Regions from separate parts of the Mus musculus genome. Here region 2 is linked to region 1. The links are chromatin loops, found by intact Hi-C in ENCODE. Cell type or tissue: heart. All regions are shown on one strand. Each heading gives the region's core, and the rest is flanking DNA. Links, peaks and the distances in the headings are about the cores only.

What was found. A loop is a pair of places that touch in the nucleus more often than their neighbours do. Peaks named below come from ENCODE experiments on the same cell type or tissue, not always from the same donor. Only the 100,000 strongest peaks of a DNase experiment are listed, where the experiment ranks them.
Region 2: it touches region 1 in a loop (3-fold over the local background); 2 of 42 quality-filtered maps call a loop at or near these places.

What each region holds. Positions count from the first base shown.
Region 1 is chr16:23,238,156-23,241,066 of GRCm38, forward strand. All of the region lies in intron 1 of St6gal1 (beta galactoside alpha 2,6 sialyltransferase 1), which reads left to right. Among named protein-coding and RNA genes, the nearest start is that of BC106179, 14 kb to the left of the region's middle. In heart, for the core only: CTCF peaks have their summits at 1,595 and 2,399; DNase peaks (open chromatin) are centred at 1,656 and 2,656; H3K27ac peaks cover 1,166 bases.
Region 2 is chr16:23,164,116-23,167,026 of GRCm38, forward strand. No RefSeq gene overlaps it. Among named protein-coding and RNA genes, the nearest start is that of C730014E05Rik, 9.7 kb to the right of the region's middle. In heart, for the core only: a CTCF peak has its summit at 1,555 (motif pointing right); a DNase peak (open chromatin) is centred at 516.

The sequences.
Region 1 (2,911 bases), core at 278-2,777:
TGGCCCTGACAGCAGCCCCATGTAACACAGTTGTTTTTCCTGCACTGATGAAGGCACGGTATTCAAAGTGGTTTACCTAAAGTAATTCAGTGTAAAGTTGTGCCTTAAACCCTGTGGGCTCTCTGAATTCCAAAGCCTGTGGTTTCCTCTTGTGCTATGACTTGTGGGCCATAGGGACACCTGATTAGCTACCTTACTGAAACAAACTTTACAAAAGGCAAATGTGAGATATGCTTTTCACAGATTGCAATTTTTTTAAGCATGAAATAGTTTATTTAGGGCATGGGGAAGGGAGTTGAGAGGGTAGTAGGGACAGAGAAAGTGAGGGAGGGGGCGGGGAAGAAGGAGAGGGTAAGAGGAGAAGAGATGGGAGGGGAGGGGAGGGGAGGCTGGCCATAAACACATGGAGGGGGTGGGGGGAGAAGGGGTGATGAGGGAAGAGGGCAAGAGAGTAAGGGAGCAAGAGCCACAGGCAGCATTTTATCAATGAGCTTCCTATACATGTACTTACATACTTCTATTTACCTGTCAAAGAAACTATACTTTAGCTTATGGTGTCTTAGTTACTGTTACACTACTGTGAAGAGACATCATGACCATGGCAAACTCTTCTAAAGAAAGCATTTGATTGGTGGCTTGCTTACAGTTTTAAAGAGTTAGTCCCTGATTGTCACAGTGGGAAGCAGACAGGTATGGCACTGGTGCCTTAGCTAAGAGTTTTCTATTCTGGTTCACAGGCATCAGGAGAGAGACAGAGACAGAGACAGAGAGACAGACACAGAGAGACAAAGACAGAAACACAGACAGAGAGACAGACACAGACAGACTAGACCTGGCATGGTCTCTTGAAACCTCAAAGCCCACCCCCAGTGACACACCTTCTCCAACAAGGCCATAGCCCCTAATCCTTCCCAAACAATTCTATTCCCTTTAAATGTAAGCATTTAAATTATGAGATATGGAGACCTTTCTTGTCTGAATCACCTCAGGTTGTAAATTTTGTAGCTAAAGTTTTAGATTTGACAACAATCTATTGTCCAGACTCTCTAGTATCTCGCTGCTATATGATCCCAGCATACGTAATGACACCCTAATTTCCTTCTCATTAAAAGGTTTTTTGTTTTGTTTTTTTGTTTTTTGTTTTTGTTTTTTTTTTTTTTGTTTTTTGTTTTTTGTTTTGTTTTTTTTTTTTTTTTTTTTGAGACAGGGTTTCTCTTGAGTTCTGTCCTGGAACTCACTTTGTAAACCAGGCTGGCCTCAAACTCAGAAATCCGCCTGCCTCCCAAGTGCTGGGATTAAAGGCATGCGCCACCACCGCCCAGCGTGTCATGAGTTTTTAAAGTTTAAATTAGGCTACAGATATTACAGGATGCATAAAGATAGAAGAGCCACATAGAGGGTTTGCTACTGTGGACACAGGCTTTGCCTTCCCGAAGGTGTACAACGGCTGAAGCACCCACAGGTAGGTGTCTGAGTGCTCCTAGCCACAGACTGGGTCCCTGAAGTGTTGAAATAAGTGACTTGGTCAAGAGGCACAACACTCTGCATCCTGATTCAGATAAGCAGCCCTGGCTTTCAGTGGGAGGCGGCAGAGAGGGCTTGGCAGGCACCTGTGTTGCCTGGCCTGGTGAGGGAGTCTTTCTCCTGTCTTCCAGCTTGCTGGGGAATGCCTGGGCTAGGGAGTTGGTCTGGATGGCTGTCAACAGCTCAGCGAGGGTGGAGGAGGGTGTCCAGACGTGTGTACTACAAGGAGGAATGTGAGAACTGCCAGGCAAGCAGTTCCCCTTCCATATCTGGGAAAGGCTGGTGGTCGGGAAAGAGACAGGCAGGATAGGGTTGGCAGGATGTGTGGTAGCAGTCTTCATTCTGTATGGGTACCTATGAGGACAAACTATATTCAGGAGGAAGGGCATCTAGCTCTCAGGCTGTTTTAATGTGGCCTGGAGTATCTTCCTTCTACTTTAGGAAGAATAGAGAGGGCCCTGGCATGGCCTGGAGGCTCAAAAGCCTTAGCATAGGGGAATGTGTGCCCACATGTGTAGGCATGGCCACACTACTGTAAATACCTAGTGCACCCCGTAGTGTTGAAGGGCTCCACCTGTCTGAATCCACCGATCTTTCAGCTTATGAGAGCCAGGCCTATGTCACCATGCTCAGTGGTAGACAGCCTTAGCCTTGCCCAAATGAGGCCCTGAAGCTGACAGAGAAAAGAGGATTTCTTTCATCTCTTGAACCGTAGTTATTTGTTAGAATGCGGTTTCTTGGATGGTTAGTATTGTGCACAGCTTCAAGCCCAGCACATGACTGAGCACTGGGGCGTCTCCTGGAATGAGCTCAGCAACCCTGGTGGTCATAGGCCACGCTTGGCCTCGACACATGCACAGCAGCCCTGCAGGGGAGGCCGGGAGAGCAGGTAGAGGGAGCCGTAGCCGTCTGGGGCAAGCACCACCTTGCAGCTGTGCTCGGCTCATGAAAGAGTCCTTTTTTCCTACCTGTCAATTACGACCTTCGGAGGGAGAGTCAAGCAGAAATGGAAGAGGAAGTGTGGTGTGGCTCTCCATGTGAACTATGCTGGGGAGCCAGGCTTGGAGCCTTGCTTGTCTGAGCCCCTTGGGAACCAAGTATATCAGAGTTTGTTCCAGATGGGAGAGGGAAGGAGGCAGCCTGCCAGCTCTGACAAATGCTGCTTGCTGTAGGGCTGGAGGCTGCTGGCCCAGGGCCTGAGCTGGAGGAGGCTAATGATAGTGTGAGGAATCAATCAATCCCCCAGATGAGGGAGGCTTCCTGCTAGAGGCATGTGGCTGCTTTTCTTTTCATCTTCACAATGAATGTCTTATTCTGGGCTGTCCATTTGGGAAAGGGAGGGAGCAGGCAAAGAGGAGCCCTGCAGCCTCGCCCAGGGCAGCACTCC
Region 2 (2,911 bases), core at 218-2,717, 74 kb before region 1:
GCCCTTTCCTCCCCTACTTGCTTTTGGATCATGGTCTTTATCACAGCAACAAGAAACCAAACTCTGTCCCTCCATCCCTTCGTCCTACCCCCCCCACCCCCCATCCCCCCTCTCTCTCCTGAATATTGGGACGATTTCTCAGGTTCTTAGTGGATTAGATGATGTTTTGTTTCTTTACAGGGAGGTCTCCTTGTGTCTCCCAGGTTGGCCTTCATCTGCCATGGTGGCTTGGGATTTTGTGTTGGAACTAGCACATTTGGGTATTGTGAAGCAAGACCCTGGCTTCTCTTAAAATCCTCAAGTAAATGTGCATATTTGTGTGAGCAGAGTTAACTGGCTTAGGCTCAGATTACACACAGTGTCTCATCCTCCATGGGTGTGGATCCTTTGTGAATTCCTGCTTTGAGACCGGGTAGTTACTACCTTCTGTGTTCTGTGTTTCCTGCGTGGCATTTACTCTGGGACTTGGTAGCTGAGTCTGCGACCTTGGATCTATTCTGCATTTGTGCAGCCTGGAACTAAGTCTAGGAATTATGTAGGGACCTCTACAGAGTGAAAAGAACCCGTTTCCAGCAAGCTTCCTGGTCACTTCCTGGCATTCTTCAGCTCCCAGGACCCTCCCTTTCCTGATTCTTCTGAGGTCTGGTGCTGTTTTGTGTAACTATGGTTGGTTTGGAGTAAAGTTCTTAGAGAGACGACAAAGAAGCCTTAGGTTGTCTTGAACGGTTTGAAAGCCATCACCCTCCCTCTGACTCTCTCTGGTCCCAGGGCAAGCTTTCTTTGGGAGCGGTGGAAGAGTGCCTGCAGCATCAGGAGCTTGCAGGCAGGAAAGAGTGGCAAGAAAGGCAGCCGTTTCTATTGGCATTCCTGGTGCAGAGGCTACTTTTCCGGGCCTGTTGGTTCGCAAAGGTGATTTCTGGAGCTTGCTTGATGGTCTGGAATACGCTGCTTCCGAGTCTGATCTGCCTTTGGCCTAAGTCGAGAAGCTGGAAAAGACAAACACACCCAGAACGCTCAGCTGGGCTATTTCTTCAGCTTCCGGCTTCAGTCCTGGCTGCCTACCTGTTCACTTTTCAGGCGCTTTCGGTGTTTGCTGTGAAAGGTTTATTTCTCTACAATGGTTGGGCAGACACGCATGAAGCTCTACCGGTAGCTGAGACATTGCTGGCATCGGATAGCTGATGGGCCATTGGGATCCGTTTTCTTCGAAGGCGTTGCCCCTGAGAGACTAACCATGCTTCAGCAGACGATCCAACACGCAAGCACATGTTGCGTGACGCACTAAGGACGCACTAAGAGGTCGCAATGGGTTTTATTTAGTACAGCATAGGAAGTTGGGAGACAAAAATGATGGCGGGTATAGGGGAGGAGTTAGACGGAATGGACTAGGGGGTTGATTTGATTGAAACAAAGTATATGCACTTATGAAATCCTTAAAGGAAAACAGATGACTGTGGTTCAGTTCGTGGTCAGGGTCATGGCTGTGATGTGTGAGCACCTGCAGGAACTGCTAGATGCTGTCATATTTCCTTCAACCTCCTGGGGGCAGCCTCCTAGAACTGCTTTTCCGGTACCCTTAAGATGCCCCATGATTTCCTTCTCCTAAAAGCCTTTGAACGGCCTCAAGTGGGGACTTGAAGTACGCCCCGCGCTGGTTTCAACGTGCACTTCCAGCTCCTGTTGAGATTTAGTTGCCATTGTGAAAAGTAGTTAAGAGGCAAAGCCATTAACTGGTGCCTGTTCTAATGAAAGGATTAACACGTCCACCCTGGGAGGCCAGTCTGCCTTTTTCTCTTTTGCCTCGCTGCCATGTGATCGCTTCAGCAAGGAGGGCTTGGCCACACACTGCTGTCATTTTTTTTTTTTTTAACTTTATTTATTTAATGTATGAGTGCTCTGTTGCATATACATCCGCCTGCCTGAAGAGGGCATCATATTCCCCTATAGATGGTTGTGAGCCACCATGTGGTTGCTGGGAATTGAACTCATGACCTCTGGAAGAGCAGCCAGTGCTCTTAACTGCTGAGCCATCTCTCCAGCTCTGTTGTCTTAATCTTAGATTTCCCCACTCTCCAGAAATTTGAGCTAATAAAAAATGTTTTGAAGCAGTTTGCTCGAGAACCTACATTGGCCTCCACCTGGAGGTCTCCTAAGTCTCCCAAGAATGGGAGTTACAGTTGTGTGCCATTATGAATTACGATTTTCTATGCCTTTTAAATTACCCAGGGTAGAATTCTGCTATAGCCTCTCCAGACAGACTGGGTCAGCCAGATTCTTCCATGAGTGTGGATCAGAACACACTATGCAGACTTAAAGCTCATAGGTGGCCATCTTCTACTATGCAGTATAGGAAAAAGAAGCTTAGCTACAGAGAAATAAATGAGGGGAGGAGAGATGGGGGAGAGGGAGGATAGGGGAGGAGGAGGGAGGGGGAGGGAAGAGAGGGAGGGAAGGGAGAGGAAGGATAGGGGAGTTCCCCTTGATTTCTGAAAGCTCCCCACGTTTCTCCTCAAGAGTCCTTTGACACACAGTTCCTAGATTTTTACAGTTACTCTTTTGAGCTTAGACTAAGTTTCTTATTTGCATCCAATGACATAGGGCCAGGAACTGTTCTGTGCCTGTGCCCAGGGATCAGTCTGAGGTCTTCTGAGGTCTAGTCATGCAAAAATATTTGTTAATGGATCAACAAAGGCACTATTATTAGGCTGTCACAGGATAAAATAAAAAACTGCCATTTCCCATTTATTTATTAGCCTTCAATTACCATCTTAGAAACCTCTGTGAAACTTTCCATTTCATCACTGGCTTACAGAAGCCATGTATTCATTTAGCAAATATTTATTCGGCATCTCATATGTACAAGACATATGACAATGAAAAAATATCAATAATATTATTGAAGTACCTAAAA